Linked DNA regions of Homo sapiens: region 1 is linked to region 2. Evidence: read pairs that join two places in POLR2A ChIA-PET (ENCODE). Cell type or tissue: GM12878. All regions are shown on one strand. Each heading gives the region's core, and the rest is flanking DNA. Links, peaks and the distances in the headings are about the cores only.

Region 1 (5,366 bases), core at 157-5,156, 1.8 Mb before region 2:
CAGTGAGTGAAGAAGCCTGCATGGGAACCTGGGGTAGTCTGGCTGTAGCAGTGACGCTGCCGGCCCAAGGGCTGGGGACTTGGGGCAGGGATGAGGGGGAGTAGGATGTCCCAGCCCCCGCAGTGTCTCCGCAGAGCCCAAAGCAGCTGCTGCCATTTCATGGTGAAGCTCTTGGATGATGGGACTTTCATGATCCCCGGGGAGAAGGTGGCCCACACCTCGCTGGACGCCCTGGTCACCTTCCACCAGCAGAAGCCAATTGAGCCGCGCAGGGAGCTGCTGACACAGCCCTGCAGGCAGGTGAGGGCGGGGACCCACAAGGTTCACAGCCATTTCCTTGGGGCCAAGCCCCCCAGACCCCTTTGTTTCCCACGCCCCCATCAGCTCCTCTTGATTCTGTCACTCTCATGGTCCTTGGCCCCTCCGGCCCCACCCCAGTAGTCCCTCTGCCCCCCACAGCGGTCTCCGTTGTGGTTCCTGCTTCCCCATGGCTCCGCCCTCCAGGCCCATGTCAACAGGCTGATTTTTTATAAGGGTTCATGTGCCAGGTATAATCTTGGCTCATCTGAAGGAATGACATCTTTCCTTAGAAGGCTCGGTGGGCGTGGCCTGGCTCCCAATACGCTTTCCTTAGAAGGCTCAGTGGGTGTGGCCTGGCTCCCAATAAACTGCTGTGGGTGGAGCATCTTTCCTTAGAAGGCTCAGTGGGTGTGGCCTGGCTCCCAATAAACTGCTGTGGGTGGAGCATCTTTCCTTAGAAGCTCGGTGGGCGTGGCCTGGCTCCCAATACGCTTTCCTTAGAAGGCTCAGTGGGTGGCCTGGCTCCCAATAAACTGCTGTGGGCAGGGCATGTTTCCTTAGAAGGCCCAGTGGGCGTGGCCTAGCCCCTAAGAAACTGCTGAGGGGGGTTATCTCTCCTTAGAAGGCTCAGTGGGTGTGGCCTAGCTCCCAATAAACTGCTGTGGGCGGGGCATCTTTCCTTAGAAGGCTCAGTGGGTGTTGCCTAGTCCCCAAGAAACTGCTGTGGGCAGGGCATCTTTCCTTATAGGGCTTGGTGTGCCTGGCCTAGCTCCCAAGAAATTGTGGTAGGTGGGGCATCTTTCCTTAGAAGGCTCAGTGGGTGTGGCCTAGCTCCCAAGAAACTGCTGTGGGTGGGGCATCTTTCCTTATAGGACTCAGTGGGCCTGACCTAGCGCCCAAGAAACTGTTGTGGGCGGGGCATCTTTCCTTAGAAGGCTCAGTGGGTGTGGCCTAGCTCCCAAGAACGTGCTATGGGCGGGGCATCTTTCTTTAGAAGGCTCAGTGGGTGTGTCCCAATCCCTAAGAAATGGCTGTGGGTGGGGCATATTTTCTTATAACGCTTAGTGGGCGTGGCCTAGGTACTAAGAAACTGCTATTCAAGGGATGGTCCCTGAGACCTGCCTTCCAGGGTCCGTGCAGGACCTTTCCCCCTCCCTAGTGCTGAGCTACAGGCCCCTTCCGCCCTGCAGAAGGATCCCGCAAACGTGGATTACGAGGATCTCTTCCTCTACTCCAACGCAGTGGCCGAGGAAGCTGCCTGCCCGGTGTCTGCCCCTGAGGAGGTATGTATATGACAGGAGGCTGGCACCTCCCACCTGGCTGAGGGGCAGGAGTGGAGGTGGTCAACAGCTTCCAGAGGAGGCTCCTTCTAGAATGAGAATGCGATCCTACAGCTTGGTGCTTTAAACCTTTCCAGTGCTTTTGCAACACCGAGATTAAAATTCAAACTACAATCTGAGGTCCTCTTTCTGCCTGTCACCTACCCAGCGCCAGCCCTGCTGCCATACCGTCTGTTGTTCAGACACACCAAGCTAGCCTCGGGGTCTCTGCGTGTGCCGGCCCCACCTCAGGTCCTTTGCACAAACTGTGTGCCCTGCCCCTAGATTTCCCATGTCTTCATTCATTTCTCCTTCAAGTGCCTCCTTCCCCAGGCCCCAGACCTAAAGCAACACCTTCTGGATTCTCCTTCACATTACCCTGTTTATTCACTGCAGCGGACTTCCCAAAAGTGTTCCTCAAAATCCTATTTACTTATGGGTTTACATGCTCCCTGGCTGCCTTTCCAGTCAGACTGTGAGCTCTGAGAGACTGGAGACTCCATCTGGCTTGTTTGCCTTTGCTTCTCCCACCCCTCTGAAAGGACCTGCCATATTGAAGGTGCTTAACTAATGAATCTGTGGAGTAGATGAATGAATGTATCACAGCATCTTGGGGTTTGGGAGACCTTTAGGCACCCCTAGGTTGAAGTCTAAGTGCTCTCCAAGCCCCCTGCCCAGCAGGGGAAGTTATGACAGTGGTACAAATGAAACAGGCTGGTGTGATGGACATCAGTGGAGGTGGGGGGTGCAAGTGGGGGAAGGCAGTCAGGGAAGGCTTCCTAGAGGAGGTGGCTTATAGCTGAGATCTGCAAGGTGAGGAGGAGCCAGTCATACACACAGACACAGGGAGGACATTCCAGGCAGCGGGAATGGCACTTGCAAAAGTCCTGGGGCTTGGTGTGTTTGGAAAACAGAACAAAAAAAGCCAGCATATAGATGGATTGGGGTTAGTGAGAGAGAGATTGTCAGAAGTTGAAGCCCCAGGGTCAGGAAGGGCCAATAGTGCAGGGCCTTGGAGCCAAGGTGAGGAGCTGGGATTCTAGTCCAGTTGCACCAGGGAGGAGCCAAAGGAGAGTGTATGCATGGGAGGACTTTTTTTTTTTTTTTTTTTGAGACGGAGTCTTGCTTTGTCGACCAAGCTGGAGTGGAATGGCACAGTCTAGGCTCGCTGCAACCTCCGCCTCCCAGGTTCAAGCGATTCTCCTGCCTCAGCCTCCTGAGTAGCTGGGACTACAGGTGCGTGCTAATTTTTGTATTTTTAGTAGAGACGGGGTTTCACCATGTTGGCCAGACTGGTCTCAAACCCCTGACCTCATGATCCGCTCACCTCGGCCTCCCAAAGTGCTGGGATTATAGGCGTGAGCTACCACACCTGGCCGGAACTGGTGGTTTTAAATGTTTCCTGTGGCTACTGGCTGCAGAAGGGGCTTTCCTGGGCACTGGTGGAGATGGAAAGAAGGAGGAAGTGAGGTGGGGGTGGAGGACAGTGTCAAGGTGGGAGGGACAAAAATGAGAGCCCAGGTGTGGAAAGAAACATGGATATTTGGTCTGCGTAGTGGCTCACACCTGTATTCCCAGTGCTTTGGGAGGCTGAGAGGAGAGGATTGCTTGAGGCCAGGACTTTGAGACCAGCCTGGGCAACACAGCAAGCCCGTCTCCACAAAAAATAAAAAAATTAGCCAGGCATGGTGGCGCACGCCTGTAGTCAGCTACTCTGGGGGCTGAGGTGGGAGGATTGCTTGAGCCTGGGAGGTCGAGGCTGCAGTGAGCCATGATTGCACCACTGCACTCCAGCCTGGGTGACAAAGCAAGACCCTCTCAAAAAAAAAAAAGATTTGTAGAGATGGGGTCTCACTACATTGCCCAGGCAGGTCTCAAACTCCTGGCCTCAAAAAATCCTCCTGCCTCAGCCTTCCAAAGCACTGGGATTACAGGCATGAGCTATCACACCTGGCCCCACATTTTTGTAAAGATAGTATTTTGTAACCTGTGAAAATCAGATAAAATTCATATTTCCATGTTTATCAATAAAGCTATATTAGAACCCAGGCACGCTCATTGGTTCACGTGTGACCTCTGGCATCCGCTACAACAGCAGAGCTACATAATTGAGACGGATGGTACAGCCTGCAAAGTTGAAATATTTACTCTCTGACTCTTTGTAAAAGAAGTTTGCCAGGCCAGGTGCGGTGGCTCTCATCTGTAATCCCAGCACTCTGGGAGGCCGAGGTGGGTGGATCACCTGAGGTAAGGAGTTCAAGACCACCAGGGCCAACATGGTGAAACCATGTCTCTACTGAAAATACAAAAATTAGCCAGGCGTGGTGGTGTGCTTTTGGTTCTAGCTACTTGGGAGGCTGAGGCAGGAGAATCGCTTGAACCCAGGAGGTGGAGGTTGCAGTGAGCCGAGATTGTGCCACTGCACTCCAGACTGGGCGACAGAGTGAAACTCCATCTCAAAAAAAAAAAAAGGAAGAAGAACAAGTTTGCCAACCCCTGGGGGAGACAGTGAAGCCATTTACTGAGACGAGAAAGATGGGGCATGGGATCAGGTTTGGGGGTTCACACGGGGACGTTTCTCAGCCACAGGGTGTCTGGGTGGAACCCAGGCTCCAATTTCTGGGACAGACATGGTGCTCTGGTGGGCAAGCTGCCCCAGGCCTCCCCTACTCTCATTTTCAGGCCTCCCCAAAGCCAGTCCTGTGTCACCAATCAAAGGAAAGGAAGCCGTCAGCAGAGATGAACAGAATAACCACCAAGGAAGCCACTTCCTCCTGCCCCCCAAAATCCCCTCTTGGAGAGACCCGCCAGAAACTCTGGAGGAGCCTCAAAATGCTCCCCGAGAGAGGCCAGAGGGTCCGGCAGCAGCTAAAAAGCCACCTCGCCACTGTGAACTTGTCGTCACTCTTGGATGTCCGGAGATCCACGGTGATCTCAGGCCCTGGGACCGGAAAAGGCAGCCAAGATCACTCAGGGGATCCCACCTCGGGGGACAGAGGCTACACGGATCCCTGTGTGGCCACATCTCTCAAAAGCCCCTCACAGCCCCAGGCACCAAAAGACAGAAAGGTCCCCACCAGGAAGGCCGAGAGGTCGGTCAGCTGCATTGAGGTGACCCCAGGGGACAGGAGTTGGCACCAAATGGTAGTGAGAGCCCTATCCTCCCAGGAGTCCAAGCCAGAGCACCAGGGCTTGGCAGAGCCTGAGAACGACCAGCTCCCGGAGGAGTACCAACAACCGCCACCCTTTGCCCCTGGGTACTGCTAGAGAACAGGTCCACCCTGGCTCTGGGACTCGCTGCCAGGGGCTGCCACACTCCTGAATGCCTTAACATTTCTTCCATGGCCCCACACCATGGCATCCGGGGGTCTTCGGGAACCCGGGAAATGGAATAAAGATGTTTTTGGGGTCTGTTCCTGCACTCACCCATGGGGTGAGCTGGTTATTTTAGCAACAATCATCAGAGTGACGCTGATGGTTTGGGGCACCAGCTATACATCAGCCCCAGTGCCAGACCTTCTATTCATTATTTTACGCCTCAGAGCAAGGCCCTCAGGGAGGGTCATCCTCCATGTTTTGAAGAAGAGACTGAGGTTCAGAGAGGATAAGAGGCGTGACCAAGGCCACAGAGCTATGGGTGTCAGCACCAGGATTTGAAGCCAGGTGAATCCGAGCCCTTTTCCCATATCATCTGTTTGTTCTGTTGTCTAAAAGCACACTGCAAGCCGGGCTCAGTGGCTCATGCCT
Region 2 (5,366 bases), core at 217-5,216:
ATTTTTTCTTCTTTACTTTACATTCACCTTCTCGCCTTTGCATATGCTGTTCCTGCTGCTCAGAATGCCTTTCCCTCCCTGTCTTCACTCAGCTCTTTCCTTCTCAATTTTCAGAGTGCTCTTAAATGCCACCTCCTCTGAGAAGCCCTCTGTGATCACCCAGGCTGTGGGCCTCTATAACCCATTTCAGCACCAGACACATCTTTTGGTCACAGTAAGGATTTTTTTTTTTTTTTTGAGCGAGGGTCTCACTCTGTTGCTCAAGCTGGAGTGCATGCAGGCAGTGCAATGGTGGCTCACTGCAGTCTCCAACTCCTGGGCTCAAGTAATCCTCTTGAGTAGCTGGGAAGACGAGCTTGCCACCACGCCAGCTGATTTTTTTTTTATTTTTGTAGAGACAGGGGTCTCTCTATCTTGTCCAGGCAGGTCTCAAAACTCCTGGCCTCAAGTGATCTTCCCACTTTGGTCTCCCAAAGTGCTAGGATTACAGGCGTGAGCCACTGTGGCTGGCCTGTCATCTTTCAAGTTTCCCAAGTGAGGAGAAAAGGGATGGAGAAGGCCAAAAAAAAAAATAAGTTAGAAGAACAGTTCTTCCTATAGGTCTCAATATGTTGCCATGTTCCTATTGAAAGAAAGAAAGAGAAAGAGAGAAAGAAAAGGAAGGAAGGAGAGAGAGAGAGATCAGAAAGAAAAGAAAGGGAAAGGAAGGAAAGATGGAAGACAGGAAGGAAAGAGAAAGAAAGAAAAGAAAGAAAAGAAAAGAAAAGAAAAAGGGAAAGGAAGGAAGAAAAAAGAAAGAAAAAGAACGGAGATAAAGGGGGCTCTAGACAAACATAAAAATTGGATCTTCAAAAGATAATTAATTGGCCAGGTGCGGTGGCTCACGCCTGTAATCCCAGCACTTTGGGAGGCCAAGGCGGGCGGAGCACCTGAGGTCAGAAGTTCGAGACTAGCCTGGCCAACATGGCAAAAACCCGTCTCTACTAAAAATACAAAAATTAGTCAGGCATGGTGGCTCACACCTGTAGTCCCAGCACTTTGGGAGGCCAAGGTGGGAGGATCTCTTGAGCCCAGCAGTTCGAGACCAGCCTGGGCAACAGAGGGAGACCCTATCACAATTTTTTAAAAAACATTTCAAGTAGCCAGGTATGGTGGTACACACCTGTAGTCCCAGCTACTCGGGAGGCTGAGGCAGGAGGATCGTTTGAGCCTGGGAGGTCGAGGCTGCAGTGAGCTATGACTGCACTACTGCACTCCAGCCTGAGCAACAGAGTGAGACCCTGTCTCAAATAAATAAATAAATAAATAAATAACACAACAGATGATCGCCTCATGAGAATTTTGTCTTTCCGTTGTAAGTCTCCTCTCCAGTGGAAAAGTCTCACAGTGGCCACTCAAATTCTAAATTGTCCCCAGTGTGAGGTACCATTGGAGAGAGACATGTTTGGTTTTGGTTTTGTTTTTTTGAGACAGGATCTGGCTCTGTCACCTAGGTTGGAGTGCCGTATTGTGATCATGGTTCACTGCAACCTCTGCCTCCCGGGCTCAAGCGATTCTCCTGCCTCAGCCTCCCGAGTAGCTGGGACTACAGAAGCACAACACTGCGCACAGCTTCCTTCTAAGATTTTGAAATGGTGAAAAGTTGCCCAAAGGACAGTGGTCCAAGGAGATCTTTGGAATACTTTGGCCATCAACACTGACTCAAGGGTGACTTACTGAGTCTAGGCCCGTCCTCTCTTTATCGACGTTTCCCCCGATGGACCCACAGTGCAATCCCAGCACTTTGGGAGGTCGAGGCAGGAGGATCACTTGAGCCCAGGATTCGAGATCAGCCTGGGCAACATGGCGAGACCCTGTCTCTACAAAAAGTAGAAAAATTGGCTGGGTGCGGTGGCTCACACCTGTAATCCCAGCACTTTGGGAGGCCGAGATGGGCGGATCACAAGGTTGAGAGATCAAGACCATCCTGGCCAACATGGTGAAACGCTGTCTCTACTAAAAATACAAAAATTAGCTAGGCTCTGTGGTGAGGCCTGTAGTCCCAGCTACTTGGGAGGCTGAGGCAGGAGGATCACTTGAGCCCAGGATTCGAGATCAGCCTGGGCAACATGGTGAGACCCTGTCTCTACAAAAAGTAGAAAAATTGGCTGGGTGCGGTGGCTCACACCTGTAATCCCAGCACTTTGGGAGGCCGAGATGGGCGGATCACAAGGTTGAGAGATCAAGACCATCCTGGCCAACATGGTGAAACGCTGTCTCTACTAAAAATACAAAAATTAGCTGGGCTTTGTGGTGAGGCCTGTAGTCCCAGCTACTTGGGAGGCTGAGGCAGGAGGATCACTTGAGCCCAGGAGGTCGAGGCTGCAGTGAGCCAAGATTGCACCACTCCACTTTTACCTGGGCAACAAAGTGAGACCTTGATTTTAGACTTGAAGCCTCCAGGACTATGAGAGAATTGATTTGCATTGTTTCCTTTTTTTTTTTTGAGACAGAGTCTTGCTCTGTCTCCCAGGCTGCGGTGCAGTGGCACTATCTCGGCTCACTGCAACCTCTGCCCCCCAGGTTCAAGAGATTCTTCTGCCTCAGCCTCCTGAGTAGCTGGGATTACAGGCGTACACCACCATGTCCGGCTAATTTTTGTATTTTTAGTAGAGACGGGGTTTCACCATGTTGGTCAGGCTGGTCTCGATCTCCTGATCTCAGGAGATCCACCTGCCTTGGCCTTCCAAAGTGCTGGGATTACAGGCATGAGCCACCACGCTCAGCCAATTTCTGTTGTTTTCAAAACCACTAGTTTGTGGTCATTTGCTACTGTAGCCACCAGAAACTCATACAGCCCTGTACAAGAGACAGTCCACAGGAGGAGGTGTCGAGAGAGAAAACAATTTCACCAAGGAACAGAGTGGCTGATCAGAAAACCAAAAAGCCGTGGAGAAACTCATTCCTAGAATAGTAAACGAAATTAACCCTACACAGAAGGGCCCTAATGAGATCATAACTGAAGCTCCAGTCAGCATTAACTTACCTTCCAGCCACAGGCAGAATCACCTTAAGCAGATAGAGACACAAGGGTCTCAGATGTGCACACTATTTTTTTTTTTTTTGAGACAGAGTCTTGCTCTGTCACCCAGGCTGGAGTTCAGTGGTGCAGTCTCAGCTCACTGCAATCTCTGCCTCCCGGGTTCAAGCGATCCTCCTGCCTCAGCCTCCTGAGTAGCTGGGATTACAGGCACACACCACCATGCCCAGCTACTTTTTGTATTTTTGGTAGAGACGGGGTTTCACCCTGTTGGCCAGGCTGGTCTTCAACTCCTGACCTCAGATGATCTGCCTTCCTTGGCCTCCCCAAGTGCTGGGATTACAGGCGTGAGCCACCGTGCCTGACCTCAGATGGGTGCACTTTTGCTGAGTCCAGGGTACTGATTGGTGGCAGGGAAGGTCTCAGCCCAGTCTCAGTAGGACATCCAGTCCTGTTGATGTCAAATACCACCAGAAAAACAGCTGCAGTGAAACCCAGCTGGGTTTATGGATTAATGCATTGAAGGAAGACACACCAGAAGGGGTTCTGTTTATCTCAGAAAGAGAAAGTGAGAAGGAGCGTGTTACAGAACTAGGGCAACTGTGGGGTGATTCGAGGAGAGTTCAAGGGAGTGGGATTCTGCCCTGGATTGTATGCAAACAGCTAGTGGGACAATTCTCTAAGTATTTTAATAATCTCTTTTTTTTTTTTTGAGATGGAGTCTTGCTCTGTCCCCCAGGCTGGAGTACAGTGGTGTGTTCTCCGCTCACTGCAAGCTCTGCCTCCCGGGTTCACGCCATTCTCCTGCCTCAGCCTCCTGAGCAGCTGGGACTACAGGCGCCCACCACCACACCCGGCTAATTTTTTGTATTTTTAGTAGAGATGGGGTTTCACCGTGTTAGCCAGGATGGTCTCGATCTCCTGACCTCGTGATCTGCCTGCCTTGGCCTCCCAAAGTGCTGGGATTACAGGCGTGAGCCACCGCGCCCGGCCTTTAATAATCTTTTTACCTAGAAGGCGGGGGAACCTGCTGGGAATTGGCGAAAACTAGCAGTCACGCCCTTTGGCCAGGAGATGGGGAGGTTTGGCCATTTTTGTGGTTTGGACAATGCTCTTGTATTCACCTGTGCTAAGACTCGATTACGGAAGGGTTTTGTTTTTCTGCGGCCAAGTGTGACTGGTCTGAGTGTCCCTGTCTGATGTGGACATTCCGTGAAATTGGTTTGGTCAATCAAAAAACTCTACAGTTTAGCTGTGACTGCCAGGCCAACTGCTAGCTGACTGTGTGTGGTCCAGGGCTACTTTTATCTTCCTCACTTTATATTCACCTCCTCACCTTTGCATATACTGTTCCCTCTGCCCAGAACACCTTTCCCTCTCTTTTTCACTCAGCTCTTTCCTTCTCAAGCTTCAGAGCTCTCCTTAAATGCCACCACCTCTGAGAAGCCCTCTTTGATCACCCAGGCTGTGGGCCTCCACAACCCTATTTCAACCCCAGGCACATCTTTTAGTCACAATTACGATTATTATTTTATTGTTATTATTATTATTATTACTTTTGAGACAGAGTCTTACTCTGTCACCCAGGCTGCAGTGCAGTGGCGTGATCTCAGCTCACTGCAACCTCTGCCTCCCAGGTTCAAGCGATTCTCCTGCCTCAGCCTCCCAAGTAGCTGGGATTACAGGCGCATGCCACCACGCCTGGGTAATTTTTAGATGGGGTTTCACCATGTTAGCCAGGCTGGTCTTGAACTACTCACCAAGTGATCTGCCCGCCTCAGTCTCCTGAAGTGCTGGGATTACAGCTATAAGCCACCACGCCTGGCCTTTATTATTATTATTTATTTATTTATTTTGAGATGGAGTTGCACTCTGTAGCCCAGGCTGGAGTGCAATGGCACGATCTCGGCTCATTGCAATCTCTGCCTCCTGGGGTCAAGTGATTCTCCTGCCTCAGCCTCCCAAGTAGCTGGGATTACAGGCATGTGCCACCACGCCCAGCTAATTTTTGTGTTTTTAGTAGAAACAGGGTTTCACCATGTTGGTCAGACTGGTCTCAAACTCCTGACCTCAGGTGATCTGCCTGGCTCGGCCTCCCAAAGTGCTAGGATTACAGGCGTGAGCCACCATGCCTGGCCTTTATTAGTATTTTTTAAGAGAGGTTCCTTCACCCAGGCTGGCTGGAGTGCAGTGGCGCTATCATACCTCACTGCACCCTCCAACTTCTGGGCTCAAGTGATTCTCTTGAATGGGAGGATGAGCATGCCACCACGCCCAGCTAATGTTTTTATCTTCTGTCGAGATGGGGTCTCATAATGTTGCCCAGGCTGCTTTCAAACACCTGGCC

Evidence for each region. Peaks named below come from ENCODE experiments on the same cell type or tissue, not always from the same donor. Only the 100,000 strongest peaks of a DNase experiment are listed, where the experiment ranks them.
Region 1: POLR2A ChIA-PET joins it to region 2 with 5 read pairs; 1 of 35 experiments calls an interaction of 5 or more read pairs at or near these places.

What each region holds. Positions count from the first base shown.
Region 1 is chr19:16,152,909-16,158,274 of GRCh38, forward strand. HSH2D (hematopoietic SH2 domain containing) reads left to right here. Exons shown (of 6, transcript NM_001382417.1): 4 at 135-300; 5 at 1,491-1,583; 6 at 4,302-5,366. The coding sequence ends at 4,886. Among named protein-coding and RNA genes, the nearest start is that of HSH2D, 12 kb to the left of the region's middle. RefSeq lists an enhancer at 5,069-5,358. In GM12878, for the core only: no CTCF peak of the experiment used is centred there; a DNase peak (open chromatin) is centred at 3,043; H3K27ac peaks cover 1,656 bases.
Region 2 is chr19:17,926,343-17,931,708 of GRCh38, forward strand. No RefSeq gene overlaps it. Among named protein-coding and RNA genes, the nearest start is that of CCDC124, 4.0 kb to the right of the region's middle. RefSeq lists enhancers at 2,793-2,892, 3,523-3,592. In GM12878, for the core only: no CTCF peak of the experiment used is centred there; a DNase peak (open chromatin) is centred at 2,907; H3K27ac peaks cover 935 bases.